Linked DNA regions of Homo sapiens: regions 1 and 2 are each linked to region 3. A link is a loop called in an ENCODE intact Hi-C map of the cell type or tissue named here. Cell type or tissue: Panc1. All regions are shown on one strand.

What was found. Peaks named below come from ENCODE experiments on the same cell type or tissue, not always from the same donor. Only the 100,000 strongest peaks of a DNase experiment are listed, where the experiment ranks them.
Region 1: a loop joins it to region 3, with 2.9 times the contacts of the local background. A loop is called at or near these places in 14 of 110 quality-filtered maps.
Region 2: it touches region 3 in a loop (5-fold over the local background); 7 of 110 quality-filtered maps call a loop at or near these places.

What each region holds. Positions count from the first base shown.
Region 1 is chr9:37,390,705-37,398,704 of GRCh38, reverse strand. It overlaps LINC01627 (long intergenic non-protein coding RNA 1627), which reads left to right and starts at 3,911. Exons shown (of 3, transcript XR_002956875.2): 1 at 3,911-4,058; 2 at 7,619-7,782. LOC124902153 (a long non-coding RNA gene) reads right to left here. Exons shown (of 3, transcript XR_007061478.1): 3 at 2,293-3,483. RefSeq lists enhancers at 2,679-2,973, 7,488-7,537, 7,548-7,817. In Panc1, no CTCF peak of the experiment used is centred here; no DNase peak of the experiment used is centred here.
Region 2 is chr9:36,972,808-36,980,807 of GRCh38, reverse strand. The region is part of intron 5 of PAX5 (paired box 5); the gene reads left to right. Among named protein-coding and RNA genes, the nearest start is that of PAX5, 57 kb to the left of the region's middle. RefSeq lists an enhancer at 1-380. In Panc1, no CTCF peak of the experiment used is centred here; no DNase peak of the experiment used is centred here.
Region 3 is chr9:36,868,992-36,876,991 of GRCh38, reverse strand. The region is part of intron 8 of PAX5 (paired box 5); the gene reads left to right. Among named protein-coding and RNA genes, the nearest start is that of MIR4540, 8.7 kb to the right of the region's middle. In Panc1, no CTCF peak of the experiment used is centred here; a DNase peak (open chromatin) is centred at 3,521.

The DNA.
Region 1 (8,000 bases), 520 kb before region 3:
TAATTTACTTCCATTGTGTTCAGCCATTGAGGTTTGGAGTTATGTTCCTCACAGCAGCTAGCATTGCTGATACCTAACTGACACCCTTGTCTTCATTCTGACTCTAATCCAAACTCCTCTAGACGGGGTTTAGTGTTTTATCATTAGTATGATGTTGATTCTTGATTTTAGATAGATACACTTTATCTTGTGCTCTTTTAAAAATCAAGTCTTAGTATTGGAGTTATGCAAAGTGTGTAAAATTAATTGGAAAATTTTTAACTTTTTTCTAAGCTCTGGGAAAGGTTGCATAGCACAGAAATTAACTGTTGGGTGAAACTGACAAAATTCATCCTAAGAACTGTGTGTGTCCTTTTGTAAGAGCACTGCTTTAACAAGCTTTACTTTTTTTAAGACAGAGTCTTGCTCTGTCGCCCAAGCTGGAGTGCAGTGGTACCATCTCAGCTCACAGCAACCTCCACCCCCTTGGTTCAAGCAATTCTCATGCCTCAGCCTCTTGAGTAGCTGGGACTACAGGTACTCACCACCATGCCTGGCTAATTTATTTATTTATTTATTTATTTATTTATTTATTTATTTATTTATTTATTTAGTAGAGATGGGGTTTCACTATGTTGGCCAGGATGGTCTTGAACTCCTGACCTCAAGTGATCAGCCCGCCTTGGCCTCCCAAATTCCTGGGATTACAGGCATGAGCCACCATGCCCGGCCTACTTTCTTTTTCTTTTCAAACTAACTTTTGTTATAGACTAAATTGTGTTTCCCCAAAATTCATAGGTTGAAGCCCTAAACCCCAATGTGACTGTATATGGAAACAAGGTCTTTAAGGAGGTAATTAAGGTAAAATGAGGTCACAAGGGTGGGACCCTCACGCAATATGACTGATGTCCTTAAAAGAAGAAAGACACCAGGGACACGTGTGCACAGGGCAAAGGCCGTGGGAAGACATAGCAAGAAGGTGGCTGTCGGCAGGCCAAGGAGAGAGGCCTCAGAAGAACTAAGCCTGCCAGCATCTTGAACTTGGACTTCCAGACTCCAGAACTGTGAGAAAATAAATTTCTATTGTTTAAGCCACCCAGTCCAGTCTGTGGTATTTTGTTATGGTAGCCCTAGCAGGACAACTTTTATTTTATTCATTTTTCATTAAAAAAAGAAAATAGAAAAAGCCATCCATAATTCTACTACTCAGGAATAACCATTGGTCAAATTGTGGTAAATATCCTTGCAAATACCCACTGACATTTACATATTTACTCATGTAAGTGGGAGCCATTCTCTATATATACCAACTTGCAACCTGCTTTTTACAAAATTTAATTAATTATTATTATTATTTTTTAGAGACAAGGTCTTATTCTGTCACCCAGGCTGGAGTGCAGTAGTGCGATCACGGCTCACTGCAGCATAAGACTTCTGGGCTAAGTGATCCTCCTGCCTCAGTCTCCAGAGTAGCTGGGACTATAGACATGTGCCATTATACCTGGCTAATTTTTAAATATTTTGTAGATATCAAGTCTTGCTATGTTGCCCAGGCTGGTCTTGAACTCCTGGCCTCAAGTGATCCTCCCACCTTGGCCTCTCAAAGTGCTGGGATTACAGGTGTGTGCTACCACACCTGGCTACGCAATCTGCTTTTTTTTTTTTTGGAGACAGTCTAGCTCTGTCACCTAGGCTGGAGTGCGGTGGCACGATTTTGGCTCACTGCAACTTCCACCTCCCGGAATCAAGCGATTCTCCTGCCTCAGCCTCCCAAGTAGCTGGGATTACAGGCATGCACCCCGATGCCCAGCTAATTTTTTTGTATCTTTAGTAGAGACAGGGTTTCACCATGTTGGCCAGGCTGGTCTTGAACTCCTGACCTCGTGATCCACCTGCCTTGGCCTCCCAAAGTGCCGGGATTACAGGCGTGAGCCACCGTGCCCAGCCACAATCGGCTTTTTATACTTAATATCATAAATATTTCCCATGTGGCCAGGTGCAGTGGCTCACGCCTGTAATCCCAGCACTTTGGGAGACCAAGGCAGGTGGATTACCTGAGGTCGGGAATTTGCGACCAGCCTGGCCAACATGGTGAAATCCCGTCTCTACTAAAAATACAAAAAATTAGCAGTGAGCGGTGGCGAGTGCCTGTAATCCCAGCTATTTGGGAGGCTGAGGCAGGAGAATCTCTTGAACCCAGGAGGCAGAGGTTGCAGTGAACCGAGATCGTGTCATTGCACTCCAGCCTGGGCAACAAGAGCAAAATTTCATCTCAAAAAAAAAAAAAAAAAAATGAAGGTTAAGATGTAGATTTTTTGTTATGTGTATTTTACCACAATTAGAAAAAAATGCTCTGAGGTTTTGTAGTTACCGGGCTGGGGCACCACCTAGAGAACGGTGCCCACTGGGCATGGAGGGCATAGAGCCCTGACTCCAGAATTCCTGGTGTGCCCCCAGCTGCCCTAAGGGGTCCTGGCCCATGCCTTCTCTTTGGGCCTCACCTGTCAAATGCTAAGCAGATCCATGGAATGGAAGATGTCCACGCTTCCTCCTGGCCCTGATGAGCTAAGATGAGAATTAGAACAAAAGCGTGTGCTTTTAAAAAAGTAGATAGAGAATTAAAAATACAATCAAAAATCACACTCACTATTCCAAGATTAAAAACATTCTTTAGAAACTGGGCTTATTAGATGACATACTTCCTGCATTGTGTGGGAGGGGAGGGGGCCGGGTCACCGGCGCTCTCCATAGGGGGCAAGCAGGTGAAATGATTATGAAATATGTCAAGAAAATGGTCCTTTTTTCTCGCCAGGAGATAAGGAAAGGTAATTTGGTCTGTCAGTCGCGCACACAGAAGACGTCATGGTCAACTGCATTAATACTGAATACTTTGTCCAGAGTCACAGAGCTCAAAGAAATTACAGAATCTTTCTCCTGTGAATTCTGGCACTACTCTCAGCAGGCCTTTTCCCACCTGAATTCACAAGAGAGATTAATAATAAAAGGCAGGGCTGACGGTGGGACCAGAGCTGCTTTTCCTGGGACCCCCTCCTCCAGCCCACCGGTTCAGCCTCATCTCTTGCCACACCCTCCCCGGTCCGGCTTCAGCCCAACTCAATCCCAGCTGTCCTGCTCTCTCTTCTTCCTACGGGCTCCTCTCCCATAGACGCCAGTCAAAGCCCACCTGCCCAAGCCACCTCCTCTGGGACATCTCTCTCCAGTCCCGATCACCTCCCGTCTGACTGACGCTCCCTCTGCCCCCACGTGCTCACACTTCTTTTTGCAGTTGTTGTGAGGATTGTGTGTCCCTATCTCCCTTCCCCAAACACCCCAGACCTCCCCGAAGGACAGACTTGCCCAGCTGGCCTCTCCCACGGTGTCCAGCCCAGGGTCTGGCACTTCGCAGTGGAAGGGGTGAGTTCACGAGGCGTCTACAAGCTTTCTCTCTTCTGATCTAATAAAAGGGTATCTGTGGTAGATTCTTTCTTTTCTGTATTTTTTGACCTGGCAGGGGTGAAGATGTGTGGTTAGGGTTGGGAGTAGACATTGGGATGCTCTCTAAACCCGTTGTGAAGCTGTTAAATTGCAAGAAACCATCTTCCTCTCCACCCTCCATTCCCACCCTATTCCCACAGGGTGAACAGGAAGCGCCCACTCAGAGCCCTTATTCCAAAGGTGGAAAAACCTCTTCCCTTTGCTGCTTTTGGGGACTCATCAGTCTCTGGAACAATTAAACCTCTTTCAATGCAGTTATATTCCCTCATGTAATAAGTACTGCATTATTTTTAGACTGTTTTACCCAATTAATTTTATTATCAGTTAATTATGTATTACCACCTTAAGAAAATGAATATTTGCCCAGTTGCTTAAGCTAAATCATTAAATATGTATGAATTCCTTTCTTTAAATGTACACCTGTTATCTTTTACAGATGCAGAAGACGTGTTTGGAGCCATCTGTGCCTCTGAAACAGACCCCCATACAAAAGTGCTGTCTTGGCCCTACGAGACAGCTCATGTGGGGCTGGGAGGCACCTGGGAAGTGAGGCCCACAAACATGTCAGAGATCTCGGCCTCAGCGTAAGTGGGAGGGCCACTGTCCTAAGCACCAGCTTGGCAGAATCTGGGGTGAGGGGAGGTGGGTAGAGCCCAGAGCCAAATGCATGAAGGTGCATGAATACAGAGCAGCCCCTGGAGGGTGATAGTTTAAGAAACAAACCTCGAGGCTGGGTGCAGTGGCTCACATCTGTAGCCCACAGATTTGGGGGCCAAGGTGGGAGGATCATTTGAGGCCAGAAGTTTGAGACCAAGCTGGGCAACATAGTGAGACCCTGTCTCTGCAAAACAAAACAAAAGAAACAAAATTTAGCGAGGCCTGATGGTGCACACCTGTAGTCCAAATTACTCAGGAGGCTGAGGTAGGAGGATCCCTTGAGCCCAGGAGGTAGAGCCTGCAGTGAGCCAAGATCATGCCACTGTACACTGCACTCCAGCTTGGGCAACAGAGTGAGATCCTATCTCAATAAAAAAAGAAAAGAAACAAATCTTGATTGAGGTGGGCATGGTGGCTAACATGTGTAACCCCAGCACTTTGGGAGGCCAAAGTGGGAGGATCTCTTGAGCCCAGGAGTTCAAGACCAGCCTGGGCAATAATGTAGTGAGACCCCCATCTCTAATTAAAAAAAATTAGTCAGGCATAGTGGCACACAACTGTAGTGCCAGCCACTTGGAAGGCTGAGGTGGGAGGATCTCCTGAGCTCAGGAGATTGAGGCTGCAGTGACCTATGATTGTGCCACTGCACTCTGAACTCAGCAACAGAGCAAGACCCTGTCTCAAACAAAATAAAACAAAAAAGAAACTCCTCCTGCTGCCTCTGGGTGATTGGGCGCAAAGCTCCACAGAGGTCAGCACGTCCGGTCCCTATGGGACCCAGACTCACTGTGTGTGACCTGGGGCCAGTCAGCAGACTTAAGCAGCCTCAGGCCCCTGGCCTGCCAAAATATTGAGATTACAGGCATAAGCCACAGTGCTCAGCTGAGAATTTTCTTTTCTTTTCTTTCTTTTTATTTTTGAGACAGGGTCTCTGTCTGTTGCCCAGGCTGGAGTGCAGTGGTGTGATCACGGCTCACTGCAACTTCCACCTCCTGGGCTCAAGGCGTCTTCTCACCTCAGCCTCTCGAGTAGCTGGGGCCGCAGGTGTGTGCCACTATGACCAACTAATTTTTTAATTTTTATTTTATTTTTAGTAGAGACAGGGTCTCCCTATGTTGCCAGTATGGTCTCAAATTCCTGAGCTCAGGTGATCCTCCCACACTGGCCTCCCAAAGTGTTGGGATTACAGGTGTGAGCCACCCACTCAGGTGAGAATTTTCTTAATAACAAATTAGATGAGACATCCCAATTGTTTGTTGTAGTGAGATTTGATTATAATTCACTCAATAAACACCTAAGCACTTTCTTGGTTGGGTACGGGGGAAACAGTGATAAATCAGATTTAGTCTCTACCCCAAGGATCTCCCACTCTGATGGGGAGACAAGCATGTGTGTAAGAATATAAATTGAATATTCAATTTATATTCTTATATTCAATTTATATTATCATAAATACACAGAGGGACTTGGGCCACAGTGTATATTTTTACAAGATTCCTGGAAGCATAGATTAGGGAGTGACTGGTTCTGTATAGGGAAATCAAGGAAGGCTTCTGAGAGGAGATGATGACTGAACAATTTACTTCATTCATCTGAAAAGACTGAGTACTGTGTAAGCGAAGGGGTGTCACTGTATATGGCAGCCCTGTTGAGTGGGCCTTAAAGGACTCTTGGTTGCAAGTGAGAGATACCTAACTCATTGTAGCTTAGGCAACCAAGGAATTCATTGGCTCCTGAAGTGTGGAAGTCTGAGGGGAAGCAGGCATAGCTGGATGCAGGGGCTCAAGCAGCCTTGTCAGTTCTCTCTCTCTCTCTCTCCCCCCGCCTCTCCCCACCCCCCCCATCTCTTGCCTCTCTGCTTCGCTTTCTTCTATGAGTTAGGAAAGATGGTGGTGGGCAGACAGATAGAGAACGTCCCAGCAAGACAGCTCTATCCAGGGGAGTCCTCCTTTCACCCAGGGACTAAAGTAACAATCCCAGAAAAGAATTCTTATTGGCTTCTTGAGTCACATGCCTGCCTCTGAACCAATCACGTGCCGAGGGGTGGGGCAGAGTGCTCCTCAGAGGGCCTGGGTTGGAGGAAGAAGCCACCAGGATTAACAGCCTCATGCTGTGGGAGGAGTGGTTCTCCCAAGGACGCTTGCAAACAAAATCATACATCCACTACAAAGGGCGGGAAAGACCTCTCCAGGCGACTCGGAAGGAGGTCTGTAACCCAAACATTGCCGAAAATGCTACTCCCAGGGTCTCTGCCATGCAGGATGCCATTATGACCAGTGACCCCTAAGCTACTGGGCAACCCTGCCCATGTCCAGCTGTGAGGACTGTTGACCTCTGAACTCAGCTGGGGAAGAGAAAAGAGGCACCCCCTTCCCACCTCTTCTCTAGGCTGTTAGAGCTCAAAGGGTGCTTGGAGTCCACCCATTTGTTCCATGGAGCTCTTTAAAAATAACAGCAAGAGCTCATGAACTAGAATGCACAAATTTTCTTTTGAAACCTCCTTTGCTCAGCCACAGACCATGGGAATTAAATTTGTGTAGTGCATTTAACAGACAATGAACATTGAGCGAGGTCACAAATACATGTTGGGATTACAAGACAAGACACCGAACAGAGACCAGCCATCATCCTCAGCCTTGTTATGATAGCTGCCTCATGTGCTGCCCGTGCCTGGATTCCCGAGTCTGACATCGCCCTCGTAGGTGCCGGACGGGCAGCCTCTCACGCCGTGACCCCTGCTCCTAGCACACCATTTCTAAAAGGTGGATCACCGCCGAGCAGTTAGAATGATATGGAACTGCTTTGTCTTTTTCTTATGCATTTAAAAATACTTTCAGGCCAGGCGTGGTTGCTCACGCCTATAATCCTAACAGTTTGGGAGGCCAAGGCAGAAGGATCGCTTGGGCCAAGTAGTTCAAGACTGGGCAACATGGTGAAACCCCATCTCTACAAATACAGAAAGAATAAAAAAAAATTAGCCAGGTATAGTAGTGCTTGCCTATAGCCCCAGCTACTTGGAAGGCTGAGGTGGAAGGATTGCTTGAGCCCAGGGAGGTCAAGGCTGCAGTGAGCCATGATTGCACCACTGCACTCCAGCCTGGGTGACACAGTGAGACCCTGTCTCAAAATAAATAGGCCAGGCACGAGGGCTCTCACCTGTAATCCCAGCACTTTGGGAGGCCAAGGTGGGAGAATCATTTGAGGTCAGGAATTCAAGACCAGCCTGGTTAACACAGTGCAATCCCATCTCCACTAAAAATACAAAAAATTAGCCAGGTGTGGTGGCACATGCCTGTAATCCCAGTTACTTGGGAGGCTGAGGCATGAGAATCACTTGAACCTGAGAGGCAGAGGTTGCAGTGAGCTGAGATCTCACCACTGCACTCCATCCTGGGCGACAGAGCAAGACTCTGTCTCAATCAATCAGTCAATCAATCAATAAAAATACTTTCAAGAAGGTGGTCACTGGCATCTTTTTGGCTTTTAGACCAGAGTGACATCATTTGAGAAAGACTGTTCTAGTCCAACCCTGCAGTTTTATAGATGGAGAAACTGAAGCCCAGAGACGGAAAGTGATACTGAAAGTGATTTCAACAGCTGGACTCAGAGTTGGTCTGAGACTCCTGGTCTGACACCTTTGAATTCGGTCAGGTGAGGAACTCGGGAAGGTCTGCAGGTGGCGCTGCTTCTAAAGGGCCTTCGGGACACTTGGGCTCAATTTTCTCACTTAACCTTGGGTTTCTGATTGAGAGTGGGAAACGCTGCTTTTCCTGATCTCAAAGGCGAAGGTTCCACCAAAGTTGTTCACACAAGTGTTATAAGAGAAAAATTTTAAACAAATTAAAATGTGGTACATCTTATTTAATGGT
Region 2 (8,000 bases), 100 kb before region 3:
TCCAGTGAGTCACTCACTCCAGCATACCTTCTCTCCTAATCACCTCCCGAACCTGCCCCCTTCTCTGGATAGCCATTCCCACTGTTAGCTCTGTCCTGGCTGAGGGCTCCCACTCGACCCTGGGCCTCAGTCTCATCTCCCTCCAACAGGGTCTCTACACTGTGGCCAGATTAGACTGTATGACCCTCCTCCCCCAACCCTTCTGTGTCTGGAATTGTGAATGTATTGATATCATCAGACAAGGGACTGACTGGAACAGAGACTGGGGAATCTGGGATGTGGGGATTGGGGCTGCTGGTAAGTGGGTTGTCATTTTGTCTGGGAGGCAGTGCAATGCGGTGCAGTGGGTGGCCCAAAGCCCCTCCCCCAACCCTTAACCAGCTCCTAATCCCCAGCCCTGTCTCTGGCTTCGGCAATGGCTCCCCCCAGAGGCACCTGCTTTATTTATGGCTTCTCCCCAACTCCCCACAGGCAGAGGGAAGTCCATTAGTGTGTTTGCAGACTCTGCCAGCTCTGAGCAGATGCAAAGCTTATTTGCAGACTGTCATTGCCCTGGCCTCCTCCAGAGACTCTCATGCTGGGCTCAGCCTTGTGCCTCCAAGAGCCACCTCCCTCAGGCAGCCACCGGTGCAAGCCGCTTTCCTGATTTCCCTAAGCATAGTCTTGGCTTGGAGTTGGGAAAATTAAATTAAATGCCACGAAGGAACCATAGCAGTGCATTGGGCCATGTTGACAGTAGGGAATGAAGTCTTCTCTGTCGATAGGAGTTCATTGTTTTGACATAAATTAGGGAGGCATTGAGAGAAAGTGGAAAAAGTCTTGACCTGAGAACCTGGGACCCAAGTTCAAGTCTCTGTTAGGCTGCTGAGTATCCTGGTGATTTGGGGCAACAGTTTATTGCCTTCTGGGCCTCAGTTTCCAAGCTGCACAAGGAGCTGTAGACAGGCTTGGAATCCACTCCAAGCTCCAGAATTCTCTGATTTGAATTTTGGGGATGTTTCTTTCATCCAATGAGCTGGGGACAAAGTGATTTGTCCAAAATGGCTTGGTAATTCTGAAATTGCCTGGAGATTGGCCTCACTGGGGTACAAGGCACTGAGGAGGTGAGACACCAGGGCTCTCAGTCTCACCTGGCCTGATAACTCTGCTGTGTGACCCTGGGCAGGCCACTTTCCGTCTCTGAGCCCATTTTCTCATCTGCAAAATGGGAATCGTAATCTCCTGCCCATCTCCTGAGATTATCAGGAGAATCAGATAAGCTGATGAATGTTTCATATGCCACAGGAATATGTATTTGAGGGGTGCGATTGTTATCATTTTGTCGCTGTTATCCTTTTCAGATGTCTAGGCATGCACACTTGCCAGTGTAATACAAGAATATGCCCCTATAAGGTACAGAGCCCAAACACGTCAATTTAACTACATAAAAGGGAAATAATTGTGCTTCCATGAATAATGAAGAGCCCTTCTTATAATTTGTGCTTGTTCAGTTCCACACCCTCATAAATCCACCATTCCTGTGTGTGTGTTTGGTGGAAAAACACACCACAGACATACACAAAAGCCTCTTGAGTTCTTTTCAACTGGGACAGGAGATGACACACGTTGGCAGACAGAGGCTGATCTCTGTGTATCCAAGAGGAGTCGAGCCAGTCCGAGTACATCTAACAGGTCAAGCTCTGAAATGAAGAAGCAATAAGCCAGTGAAATGGTACTATCACCGAAACATGATTGATCAATTGAATTCTATCAGAGACAGTGGACAGTGAGATTAACTCAGGCCTGATAGGTTCAATGAGTTAAAGCATGATGTTCATTTCAGCTTCATTTCACCAGTCTTTGCTTGTGAAATTGGTCAATCAATAGAGGTTGAAGATCATATATATATATAGATATCGGGGACCATCTTATGGGGAATATAATCTTGGTAGTTGGCTCCTGGCTGGGGCTGCCTGCTGCGGGTAATGGAGACAGAACAGGGACTCCATCAGCCCCATCGAAATGGCCTGATATCTTCTCCAAATGAAAAGTATTTTTGGATCTCTGATGATTTATCTTTTTTTTCCTCCCTCTCACTTTGATCTATGACAAAACCCATACCCATCTTGGAGAAATTTAGTGATTTCTCCTGAAAACATTTGTGCAATGATCAGATAGATACACTTCAAATACGAACCTTCTTTTTAGTTATATCGTCCTTGGGAAAAAATACAGACAGTAATTTAAAAACTCAAATAGGGGTAATGCAAAGATATCAGAGTAAATATGATTTTTAAACCCTTTTATTTATTTATTTATTTATTTCTGTGCAGTGGGGGATGGGAGAGAGACTGCTGTGTGCATGAAGGCCATAAAAGGGATGTATGCATCCCTTCCAGGTCCTTCCAGGTATAATTAAAATGAAGCCTTTCACATTCTTTGATCTCATTTAAAAGCACAATTCACAGAAACAAATCACCCTTTTGCTCCTAGTAATATTTCATTTGCTTCAGAATATTTTCACTATGGCGGTTAACATCCTTTCTAATTAGTGTGCATATCCCTCTGTAAGGTGGAGTAATTAGGGACTACTGTATGAGGTAATGGACTTGGACAGTATGGATTAGAGAGAACAGACTTGCCCTGTGGCAATGCACCAGGTATTACTTCCTTTCTGCCTCTTGTTTCAGGTCATCTTGATTCATTTTAGCACAGAGAAATCCCATCTCTTCATACCAACACCATGAGAGCTTCAATAATGTATTTGCACTGTTTGTATATCAGAGTGTATATTAGGTTCTGGATAATGGATAGTGATGCTGAACAGCTCGACAGAGAGGGAAGAGCCTCTCACACTTCACTCCCTTTCCCCTCCTCCAACTCCTGAATTCTAATCATGCTGAATTATAGCCGTTCCCCTGCACCATGCTTTCTGTGCCTCCAGGCTGTTGCAGATGCTGTTCCCTCTGGTTGGAATGCAATTCCTCTTCCCTGGGCATTTCTTTGGCTAACTCCATCCTTAAGACTTAGGGTAAGGCTGGACATGGTGGTTCATGCCTGTAATCCCAGCACTTTGGGAGGCCAGCCTGGCCAACATGGTGAAACCCCTTCTCAACTTAAAATACAAAAAATTAGCCGGGTGTGGTGGTGCATACCTGTAGTCCCAGCTACTTGAGAGGCTGAGGCAGGAGAATCGCTTGAACCTGGGAGGTGGAGGTTGCAGTGAACCAAGATGGTGCCATTGCACACCCCAGCCTGGATGACAGGGTGAGACTCCATCTCACAAAAACAAAACAAAACAAAAAAACCCCAAAAAAAACAAACAAAAAAAGACTCGGGCTACAGGGGGCCTTTCTTGGGCTACACTTGCCCCTAGTCTGGATTAAGTGGAGTGAGTTAGTGTAGGGCTAGGAGCAGACTCTGGAACCAGACTGCTTGAGTTCGGACCCTAGCTTCTCCACTTCTTAGCTGTGTGATCTTGGGCAAGTTACTCTTTTTTTTCTTCCCTCCCCCCACCCCCCCAATCTTTAGATCTTGTGACTAGGCAAGTTATTTAACCCCCTGCCTCAGTTTCCTCATCTGTAAAATGGGAGGAAGCAATAACAGACTTGACATCTTAGGGTTTTTGTGAGGATCCAATAGGGAAGGTGCTTAGAACAGTGTCTCGCAGAGTGAGCTCTGAATAGGGTCTGGCCACTTGCATTAGGCTCCCAGGGCTGTGTCTGCTTCTCAGGCTCCTAGCACTTATCGCACTACATTGCAATTATTCACTTGTCTTCATCCTCCAGTAGGGGACGGGGCTAAGACTTGAAGCTCTCTCTAGCTCTGGTGGGAAGGGCAGGGCCAGATACCCAGTATGTAGCTCAGGGATCAACGGATCCAGGAGGCTTGAGGCAGGAGTCAGAGGCCTCATGTCCAAGCTCACCTTGAATCTGCTGTCTGGCCCCTGACAGATCCCTTTGCCATCTGGCCTCCCGTTTGCCATCCTCGAATGTGGAATCACCAGCCCTTGGGGCCTTTCCCACACTGACAGCCTGTGACTCATTGGGTAACACCCGGCACAATCGGATTCACTCTGGTCAAACCTGAACGTATTTGGCAATTTTACAATTTCGCATTTTCCTTCTCCAAGAAGAAAGATTGAGTGAAACAAATGGCTGAATAATGGTAGTTTCAGTGGAAATTTTCCTCCATGCCACCTTGATTTTTCTTAGTCTGCAGCCCCAGTTTAGGACAGGATTTAGAAAATGACTCAGAACATTTGTTTTTGTTCCAGGCTACCAAGGGACATTTAGAGCCTGGCCACCCTCATCCCTAGCATGGGGCCTGGCTCATAGTAGATGTCCTAGAAGCGTTTGCCAACTTAACCTGGTTGCCTGTACCCGGAATCCCATCTCTTACCTTGGCATCTTGTTTCCCAGGCCTGGCTCTGATCGTCCCTTCTCCAGGACCCCCCTCCCTGTTGTTAGTCATCTCTGGATCACTCTAAGCACCCCAAACAGCACCATGCAGAGAATAGAAGCTCTGTAATGAGTTTGAGCTTGAGTCTGTGAACAGCATTTTGTTGTTGTTGTTGGACTCTGAGCAATATATGACTTGCTGCATTTTCTTTTTGGTATATGCTGCCAGGGAGCTTAGAGCTCAACTGAGTTTAGTAGTTTATCATCCACTCTAGTTCAAAATTCTATGAACAGCCTCAAATCTGTCTTAGAAGTAGGCGAGACATAAACTCTTAGTTGTTTCACTTTTTCCTCCTCTGAGATCACTGATATAATAGAAGCCACTCCTGAGTTCTCTGATGATACCAGCGACTGTCCTAGTGCTGAATTCTTCTGAGCCATACAGCCCTGCAAGCCCTCAAGCCTTCCTAGCTTAATAATTCAGTCAACAAACATTCATTAGCATCTCCTATGCTTGAGGTAAATGGGACATGGGCTCTGCCCTCAGCTCATACTTTAGCAGGGGAAAAAAATACTAATTCTGGAAACAGCTAACGTTTATTGAGCACTTACTATGTGTCAGGGGTTATGCTAAGTATTTTACATGTATTCTCATTAAATTATTTTGTCAACTCCAGATACTATTATTATCCCACTCTACAGATAAGAAAATTGAGGATTAGAGCAGTTAAAGAAGTTGCTCAAGGCTGGGCGTGGTGGCTCACACCCGTAATCCCAGCACTTTGGGGGCCCAAGGTGGATGAATCACGAGGTCAGGAGATCAAGACCATCCTGGCTAACACGGTGGAACCCCGTCTCTACTAAAAATGCAAAAAATTAGCTGGGAATAGTGGCGGGCGCCTGTAGTCCCAGCTACTGAGGATGCTGAGGCAGGAGAATGGCGTGAACCCGGGAGGCGGAGCTTGCAGTGAGCCAAGATCACACCACTGCACTCCAGCCTGGGCAACAGAGCAAGACTCCGTCTCAAAAAACAAAAAAAAAAGAAATTGCTCAAATATCATGGGCTTGTGAGAGACAGAGTTCTGGAATTCGAACCCGGGCCCCCATGAGTTCAGAGTGCCTAGGCTTCCCCACTGTTCTGTACCAGGTCTGCCACAGTGCCCAACTTCACTTTAGCACATGTAGGAGCTGTGCAAGTGCTCTGCTGTGTTATCTTGGGCAAATTACTTCATCTCTCTGTGCCAGCTTCCTTAACTGTAAAGTGGAGGTTCCAAGAGGACTGAGTTCACAGAATGGTTTGTGAAGAGTAGAATCCAGGCCATAGTGGTGGCCCATGCAACGTGCTGAGGACACCCAGAAGAAAGGGTGGTGAATTCAGCCTTTGGATTTGGAGGCAGGCTTCAGAGAGGAGGCAGCTTTTAGACTGAGTCTTGCTGGGCAGGAGAGAAGGGCATGCCAGCAGAGGGAGCAGAATGTCCAGGGGCACTGGGGAGCAGTGGGGAAGAGACACATGAGGGCTGACAAACGGCCTGCTGGGATGGCATTGCGGGGTGAAGTGGGGGGTGACCCTGACTAGAGGGGCAGGTCGTCGAGGCCTCGGGGGCTCAGGCTTTGTCCCCGGGGAGCCTTGGAAGGGTTTTCTTGATGAAAATGAGGATGACAGCAGCTAGCATTATTTGGACACTAAACTCTCTGCCAGGTGCCGTGTTAAAGTGTCATGGAGATTATCTCATTTAATCCTTATAAAAGCCCCACGAATTGTCCTGCATACTGTTGTTTTCAGTTTACAGATGAGGAAACTGAGGGCTTTCATCTTAGCAGCTGACAGGAAGAGTAAAGGGAGGTGTCCTGAGTGCTGAATCTGCAGATAAGAGACCTAGGTACAAATCCCAGCGTTGCCACTTTGAGCTGAGGGACCTCAGTGACTCAAGCTCTCTGAGCCTCTGTTTTCTCATCTGTAAAGTGGAATAAGAATACATACTTCATAGAGATGTTCTGAAGGTCAAAGAAACTGAAGGATGCACAAATAACTTGGCTCAGTGCCTGACACTGAACAGCGCTCTATCCGGGGTGAGAACAGGGGGTGTGGGGAGCTTTGCAGCCCTGTTATCTAATGTCAGCCCCACTTCATTCTTTGCTAGGGACAGACAATGCTCTCTCAGTCTCGCACAAGGAGTTTTGCTAACATAGCCCCAGAACAAATCCCTTGGCTTCCTATCCCTTTTAAAAAATTATTTGGTTTTTTTTTAGAGACAGAGTCTTGTTCTGTCACACAGGCTAATGTGCAGTGGCACCATTGTAGCTCACTGAAGCCTTGAACTCCTGGGCTCAAGCAATCCTCTTGCCTCAACCTCTCAAGTAGCTGGGACTACAGGCCTGCACCACCACACCCCAGCTAACTTTTAAATTTTATTATTATTATTATTTTTGAGACAGAGTCTTACTCTGTTGCCCAGGCTGGAGTGCAATGGCATGATCTTGGCTCACCACAACCTCCGCCTCCTACGTTCAAGTGATTCTCTTGCTTCAGCCTCCCGAGTAGCTGCAGGCATGTGCCACCACACCTGGCTAATTTTTGTATTTTTAGTAGAGACGGGGTTTTACCATATTGGCCAGGCTGGTCTTGAACTCCTGACCTCAGGTGATCCGCCTGCCTTGGCCTCCCAAACTGCTGGGATTACAGGCATGAGCCACCATGCCCAGCCATTTTTAAATTTTTTTTTTGTAGAGATGGGGGTCTCGCCATGTTGCCAAGGCTGGTCTTGAACTCCTGGCCTCAAGTGATCCTCCCACCTCAGCCTCCCAAAGTGCTGGGATTATAGGCAGGAACCACTGCTCTCAGCCTGAAATAATCCTTTAAAGTTACAAATTAGCATGGTCTGAATTTGGTGGGTGTCTACTTTATAGGTTGTTTTGAGAATTAGCCATTGCAGCCACCTGAAGATGCCAATTCCAAGCTCATTGGACTCACTTGACCCAAACTGGAAAAATGCCCCAAGTCACATCATTTCATCTTGCCAGTCACCCCAGCTCTGTACTCCTGTGGCAGATGACCATCAGGACCTGCTCTGTCCCCCATCTTCACAAGGGAGGCAAGTCTAGGCATGCAGGCAGTGCCAGAGGCCTGTGGTTACAAGCAGCAAACTGGGCCGATCTAGAGACAGCCCTGGACCCTGGGGTAAGGTGGGGGTGTTGTAGTGCATAAAACAGGAATGGGATCTGGGAGTTATTTTCACAGTTTTTCCTTTCCTTTCCTTTCCTTTCCTTTCCTTTCCTTTCCTTTCCTTTCCTTTTCTTTCCTTTCCTTTCCTTTCCTTTCCTTTCCTTTCCTTTCCTTTCCTTTCCGTTCCGTTCCGTTCCTTTCCTTTCCTTTTCTTTCTTTCTTTCTTCTTTTTTTTTTTGAGACTGAATCTCGCTCTGTCAGCCAGGCTGGAGTACAATGGCACAATCTCGGCTCACTGCAACCTCCGTCTCCTGGGTTCAAGAGATTCTCGTGCCTCAGCCTCCTGAGTAGCTGGGATTACAGGCTCCCGCCACCACGCCTGGCTAATTTTTCTATTTTTAGTAGAGACGGGGTTTCACCATGTTGGCCAGGCTGGTCTCGAACTCCTGACCTCAAGT
Region 3 (8,000 bases):
CACGCTTGCCTTGGGCTATGCTTCCACAGCCACACTGCAGAGCCTGAAAAAGTGGATGTCATGTTTTTCCTTACTAAATGTCTGCTTGTTAGCTTGGACTCATGTTCAGCTTGATTTCTGATTCCATCATCAGAGTTGTCTGCTCCTTCCGGCTCCAGGGCATCCCCATGTCTGCAAAACATAGCTTCTGGTCTTCTCTAGGGTTTGCAGATTCAGTAAACTCTGCATCACCATTTGCAGAGCAGTTATGTTGAAGAAAGCGAATATAGCATCTTATATCAGCTTAGAAAGGAAACAGTTTTCAAATTTTATTTCCATCAAGTCCCAGAAAATGCCGAAAATTTTGCACCAAAGATTTCATAGTGTCTTGATTGGTGTAACCAGTTGATTCCTGCCTGAAGATATTTTGCAACCTAACATGGTTGCAAATATCTTAACATGGTTGCAGATATCGACATGGCATTTGAAATTCTGACAAATTCTGGGCTAGAGGAAAAAGGAAGGGGAGTTCATTGCCCTTTGGCTTTAGTAAGTCTGAGAAAAAAAGGTTGCTATCTTTGAGGAACCGGTGGGTGCCCCATCCCTCATGGCCCACCAGAACAATGTGCACAAAGGCACTAGGTGGGGTCCCTGTGGGCCTGGGCACTGTACTTGCCATGGATTGATGGACATCATTTCTAGATGCCTTTCAATTGAGGCACTCACTAAACTGATGGCTTTTATTTTCTTAAAGAAGTAGGAGGTGAGGGTGCAGTGTGGAGTGGGGGCCTGAGGCCAGAGGAGAGGTGGGCGCAGCCTTGTGGGCCGGGAAGGCACAGGGTCCACTGAACACCACAGGGGGAGTGAGAGGGGCCTGCTCCTTCCCACCTCAGCACCTGCAACTTCCTCTGCTTAAAGGGCTCAGCCCCTCTCTGCTCGTTGCCCAGCTTGCCTGGTCCCCTCTCACCTATCTGGGTTTCCCTTCCATAGAGAGGCCTTCCCCAGTGACCAAATATATTTGAGTTTCCTGTTGCTGCTGTGACAAATTACCACAAATGAGTGACTTAAAACAACAGACACTTTTCTCCCTCTGATTCTGGAAGTAGGTCTCACTGGGCTGAAGTCAAGGTGTCTGCAGGGCTTGTTTCTTCTGGAGGTGCTAGGAGGGAATGATTTGCTTTCTTGTCCTAGCTTGTTGCTGCTGCCGGCATTCCTTGGCTTTTGGCCCCTTCCTTCCTTGTCGAAACTGGCGATGTTGGGCTGAGTCTTTATCCGGCTGCCCCTCCTTCCTCCCCCATTCACTTAGAGAGCTCTGTGTTTCCCTTGGACCCACCTGGATATCTAGGATAATCTGCCCATGTTCAGGACAGCTAATTTCATTTTATCTGCAACCTAATTCCCCTCTGCCATGTAATCCGACATAATCATGGGTTCTAGGGCTTATGATATGGACATTTTTGGGGGGGGCCACAATTCTGCCTGCCACATACCCTCCGAACCAGGACCCCCTATCATTCCTCTCCCAGAGCTTCCTGCTCTTTTCATGTGCAGCACTAAGCCCAGCTGAAGTCATTTAGTGTGTGGTTTACTCGTTCCCCTCCGGCTTCTCTTCAGGTCTGTATGGTATGTAAGAGCTGTACAATAATCAAGGCTATGTCTGTTTTGTTCACAGTTGTGTCCTTAGTTCCCGGCACAGTGCCTAGCACCTAGTCGCACTCAGGACACAGTAGCTGAAATTAAAATGGAGAACTTTAGGCCGAGCTGCCAAGGAGAGCTTCGCTAGGTTTGCTGTGGCCCTGAGTCTGGGGGCTGGGGTGATGCAACCAAGGAGGCTGGGGCTGACCCAGGGCTGGGAGTGGTAGCGCTGTTAGAGTGGCCGCCACATGGGGAAGCAGTGGGAGGCTGGGTGGTTAAGAGCATGGACCTGAGCCAGACTCCCTGGTTCTGAGTCACAGTCCTGCTTCTCACTAGCTGTGTGACTTGGGGCAAGTTACATAACTCCTCAGGGCCCTGGTTTCCTCCTCGTGTATAAAATGGGGATACTGATAATAAATGTGAGCATTAAGTGATGTAATATACATAAAAGCTCTTAGAATTCTGACTGGCACATATGGAGTGGCACATAAGTGTTCATTATTATTGCTATTATTATTTACACAGGGGCCTGGGCTGGATAGGGCGGTGAACAGAGAAGCCTAGCAGGCATGCTAACGCTCAAATCAAGAGCTCTCCAGCAGAGCTCATACCTCCTGGAGCCTGTGGATCAATGGGAAAGCCAACTAGAGAAGAATCCAGTCAGAAATGAGAGCACTGCCAAGTAGGAGTCAGGCAGTCTCCGAATACAGTGGGTCTGCAGAAAACAGAGAGGCAGCTGTGGTTGGTGCAACTGAGAAAGGCATTCTGGCAAAGGTGGCCCTGGAGCTGGGCTGGGAACCATGTGTGCTTGGCTATCTGGAGAGGAGGATGGGGGCTTTGCGGTAGGGCAGAAGGCTAAGCCTAGTGGCTGGTGTGGGTTCCCAGGGGTGGGAGTCCAGCCCAGGCCAGGCAAGTAGGATTGGCAGGGAGGGGAGCCTGTTGAGTGGAGGCTGATGGCCAGCAAGGTTAGGATCTGAGCTTGGCAACTTTTGGAGGCCAAGCAGACATGCAGATGAGGCCTTCTGCAGACAGGTGCATGAACCCCAGGAGCATGGGGCGAGGGCCAGTCCAGACAGAAATATGCAGATGCCCCAAGAGAAGCGAAGGGTGCTTTGGCAAGAATGTGGCTTCACCATTATTAGCAGTGTGACCACAGAGGAGCTCTGTGACTTCTCGGAGCCTGCCTTGCTACTGTTTGAAACGATGGTTGTGTAGTTACGGAGACACCGCCTGTGTGAGATAGGAAGGGTATTGAGGTTCTGGAGCGGGGAGGAGAAGGTTTCTTTTGTGGTCTGGCAAGCCCACCCCTGATTCTGCGTCTTGCCTGCCCTACAGGCCTGCTCTGTGCAAAGCATGCAGGCTTAGGGGTGGGGGCCGCAGTACCAGGCAGCATCCTGGCCCAGCTCAGCCAGGACCTCTGTGCCATCTGACATGTCATTTCCACTCTCTGGGTCTGGTTAAGCATGTGAAACAGGGAGAAAATATATACTGCCCAGTTCCATAGGCATGGCCGGGAGTAGTGAACAGGATTCAGAGGGCCACCTTTTCCAGCCTTGTATCAAGAACCTTTCCTATGATTAGTACTGAAGACATTGGAATGGGCAGACTTGGGAGGGTCCAGCGGACACTGGTGAGAACTTGGTGGTGGGGATTTGAGCATCAGATGGAGAGAGGACCAGTGCTCTCCAGGCACCTCCGTGACCTAAGCATCAGGCTCAGGGAGCGTTTGCTCAGGGAAAGAACAGCCTTTGTTCTTAACACTAACTTCCCTTGACCCCTGACTTTCTTTCTAAGCTCCTTGCTGGGGCTCCTGGTAGCTCTCTGGCCTGGGCACGCCACCCCTTTGCCAACCTGGCCCTGGCCTCTGGGGTGCACACCTGTTGCTCGTTCCTGACTCTTTGCTGCCCTCTGGTGGCCTCCAGTCACTCTGCCACAGCAGGAACACAGACTTGACCCTGGGGAATCCTAGACACAGCTACGATGAAATGCAGGTGGCCATTCACTTGTTCATTCATTCATTCTCCATACATTTCCTAAGAGACCCTTGGTGCCAATTGTGGGCTAGGGGTGGAGCTGCCGACACAGCCCCTGCCCTCAGGGAGCTCACAGTCTAGTTGGAGAGATGGATATAAAAAAATCCTGATGTGCTAATGTTAAGAGCTAAGACCTAGGAATCTATAAAGTGTGGGGAAATGCAGGTGAGGGGGACCACTGAGTCTGCTGAGGCAATGGGGTGGAGTGGGAGAAATCAGGGAAGACTTCTCAAAGGAGGTCATTTGAGCTGGACCTTGAAGAGTGAGTTTGCCAGTCTGTGAAGCTGGAGGGATATTGTTGGGTAAGGGACCAGTGCGTGAGAAGCCCCAGGGGAACCAGAGAACATGGGCATCAGGGAGGGAGCTGGGAGTGACCAAAGCCTTGTGGGGCTGGTGGGAGATGAGCTGGAAGGGAAGGCTGGATCTAGGGAAGAAGGGTCCCAGTCACACCCACACCTCAGCCCTGGAAACCTCTGGGCATGAGGCTGAGCATCCAATAGCCTTGCAGAGGGCAGGCTCTGCCCAGGCAGATGTGGAGAGCCAGGGTTGCCTGTTGCCTGTGCCCTCATAGGGTGGGGGGACGAGGGGTCTAGAATGAGGTGGTCTGGACAGTCTATGTGACTAAAGCTCCAGGAACCCTGCACGGAAGTGATGCTGGGAGTGAGGAGAAACTGATACACACATGTAGGCTTTCTCAGCTCTTGCCTGCATTTGGGAAGAAAAGAATTACAAAAGCCTCAGAGATGGAAAGGACTCTGGGGACATGAAGGTCCTACTTGAATTTAGGAGACCTAGGTTCTGATTCTAGCTGCCAGATACTCACAGCATGACCTTGAGACATGACCTTGGGACTCCCTGCTCTCTCTTAAAGCAGGAGGCAGGGCCTGGGGAGGCTGGGCTGAATGCACCCCAGGGGGTTTTCTGCTCCTGCCATTCAAGGTTTCTAAGTCAGTGATGTTTATCCCTGCTCATAACAGCTCCTGACCGAACTGGAGGGCTCCCTAAGCCCTGCCACCTCTGTTCTAAGCAAGCAGAAAGTGCTTCCAAGTTCCCTTCAGATCTGGGGCTGTGAATAATAAGACAGTGGCCCTGGGCTGTCATGTATAATCTGGTAATCACTTCCAAGGGCTGGACTGAAGGAGAAGAGCCTGAGGACTTGTTAACCTTACACACTGCTCCCATGTCTCGATCGGGAAGGCCCAGAAACTGCTGGGGCAGGCCAGGGCTGGCTTTTGGGGCTTGTGCACCTGGGAGGAGGGCTCCCAGACTGGAATCTGCAATCTTAGGGTGAGAGAGAGGTAGTAAAGATCACCATCATTTGTTCCATCTTTGAAAGCAAAGTGTCCCTTTTGGGAGCATGGAGATGGGGAGAGAGAATATCCTAGGCTCACAGGTGCTGGGAAACATTCTTATTTCTCACAACCCCATTGCAAGGACAGCTGAGAAGCAGAGTCTCAGCTGGGAGAGTGCCCTGTCCAAAGCCGGTGCTCACTGGCCCGCCTGGGAAGTGTGCAGTGCTGGGGGAGCTCAGAGCCAGGGGCTGAGGACAGCTTTGGTGCTGCTCTGGGCTGAATCTACTTGTTAGATTTCCCCAGTTTCCAGCTCCTTCTGATGGTGGTTGGCAGGCCCCAGATCCAACTGCACCAACCTGGTCATGAGTATGTGAGAACATGTGTTTGGGATCCTGACTTACAATTTCTTCCTGATGTCCTTCTACTAATGGTGTTTCTTAAAAACAAACAACAAACAAAACGACTGGGCTGTGATGGCTTTTTAGGAGATGAAGGGGAATGCTATCAGAATTTGCTTTAGAAGAAACTGAAGCATTTGCGGAAGGGCTAAGCGTTGGGTGGCTGATGCAGGGTCAAGGTGGGCCTGGAGGGCTTAAAGGTTCTCCCAGCCCTGAGAGGTTAGGGGTCCCCCATTAGTGCAGAGAGGAGCCTGGACGTACACAGCCCAAAGTGAGGGTGTCCTGAGGACAGTGGCCTTGCTGAACCTTAGGCCTTCTTATCCTAATTCCTGATGACCAAGTCAGATTCTGACCAGAGACAGAGTGGGCATGAATCCAGGAGATAAACGCCGAGGACTGGACGAGGACTGCAGCCCGGGTATGCACAGGGCCCACGGAGTGGCAGCAGAAGCCATCCTCAGCCCCTGCCACACAGCAGGTGGCAGAGCAGCCTGACGCCAGGCCTGGGGTTTAAGCCACGCTGCTACAGGCACCTCCCAGTAGCACTGCTTGCCAAAAGGCCTGTCAAGAGGGCAGGTGGCAATTCCCTCTGTTTTGTGGTTGAGTCTTGGTTGGGGGCAAACAGGGAGAAAGTACTCTGGGCCTGGCTTACCTGGAGGTAGGATGGGAAGGAGAGGCTGAAGTCCTAGGAGGAGCCTGGGCCAGGCAGCCCCTGCCCTGAGGGCACCCTATGCAGGAGTGTCCAGGGCTCAGACCAGCCCCTTCTTCTACTGGGCAGCAGCAATCTGAGGGGCTTGGGGCCCAATGCACTCCTTCCCTTTTCTTTTACTTTTTATCACATTATTTACGAGTGCGTCTCTACCTCCACCAGACTTGAGCTCCTGGAAGATGAGGTTGGTGTCCCAGCCAAGACTTCCCACAGGATCCTAAATGAAAGTGCAGGGCCCTGGAGAGGCCCTGGGCTAAAGTCCCAGGAGCTTTTTAGGAATCTACAACAATCTGAGGCCCAAACAAAGCTCCTTTTACCTCTAAAATTAAAATAGGAAACTAGAAAACTGACATTAATAAATGTCATAGTAAATGTTTACAAATTGTAACATTGTTGTTAACTTCATTAACTATTAAATTTAGGGCTTACAAAAATTTCATTACATTTAAAAACCATTTTTAGATTAGATTTTGTTCCTTTAAAAGAATTTCTAAGTTTGTGCCTCAGTTGCAGAGTATTCATAGCTAATCATCAATTAGATTACTTGTGGCCAAATAATTTCAAAAGTAAAATTATAAAAATAAGCTTTTTGTGTTTTTAGAGTGAAAAGTATCATTATTATAGGGCATTTAATGCATGATGTGCTGTGGGGTAGAATGGAAAGGGGCCTCCGTGTCCTAGAAGAAGGGGCTTGGGAGAGAGCCTGTTGAAATGTATTGAACATAATAAATAATTGTGGGGCCTTGAGCTGATCAGGTTGCAGTGGCCATCCATCCATCCATCCATTTATCCATCCATCCATCCATCCATCCATCCATCCATCCATCCATTTATCCATCCATCCATCCATCCATCCATTTATCCATCCATCCATCCATCCATCCATTTATCCATCCATCCATCCATCCATTTATCCATCCATCCATCCATCCATCCATTTATCCATCCATCCATCCATCCATTTATCCATCCATCCATCCATTTATCCATCCATCCATCCATCCATTTATCCATCCATCCATCCATCCATCCATCCATCCATCCATCCATTTATCCATCCATCCATCCATTTATCCATCCATCCATCCATCCATCCATTTATCCATCCATCCATCTATTCATCCATCCATCCATCTATTTATCCACCCATCCATCCACTATCGCTTCCTTCCTTTCCTTCTCCCTTCCAACATTTATTGAGCATCTACATGTGCCAGGTAGTAGCCTAAGGATACAAGATCAAAACTCATGACCCTTGTCAGGCAAATCTGTGAGGGGCTATGGGGGCCAGTTGTGGTAACAGGCAAGCCCAGGGACTCTGGGAACACAGAGAAGGGGGATGGAGCCTAGACTGGGGATGTCAGACACAGAGGGGCTTGGAATCTCTGTACAGTAGGGCTGGGTGGGAGGCATGTCTGAGGGTGCTTTTGCAGAGAGTTTTGCTAAGATTGAGAAAACACATCAAAGAATAGGGGCACAGCTAAAGCTTTCCAAGACATCCCTGGTGCTGCCCTTAGGGCAGGGGAGGAATCTAGGAAGAGACAATTTTCAGGTTTATTGTTGAGAGAGAAACATATGTTAGCCAGTGGGAGGTGGAGTGAGGAGGGAGAAGATGAGTGTTTCAGGCAGAGCAGGAACAATGAAGACAAAGGTTCTGAGATGTGCTTTGCTCCTGTACTTACTGCAGTCTTTCCGAAACCCAGCTTTAATCTACTGGGGCTGTCAGAGTTTGACTCCCTTCGGCTTGCTGGGATCTGCAGCCCCTGTCTCCAAGACCCTGACAGCTGTCAGTCTTCATCTGGACCAACCGCTGCCTCCAACCCTGAGGGTCACTCCACCTGGGATACTGCTATCCAGAGAACTTCTGGCAGTGTCCGAAGCCCTCAGGGCAGTGAGAGCCAGTGGAGCTTGGCTTCTGCCTTCCAAAAGGAGAGTGTTCTCAAATGGGGCCAAA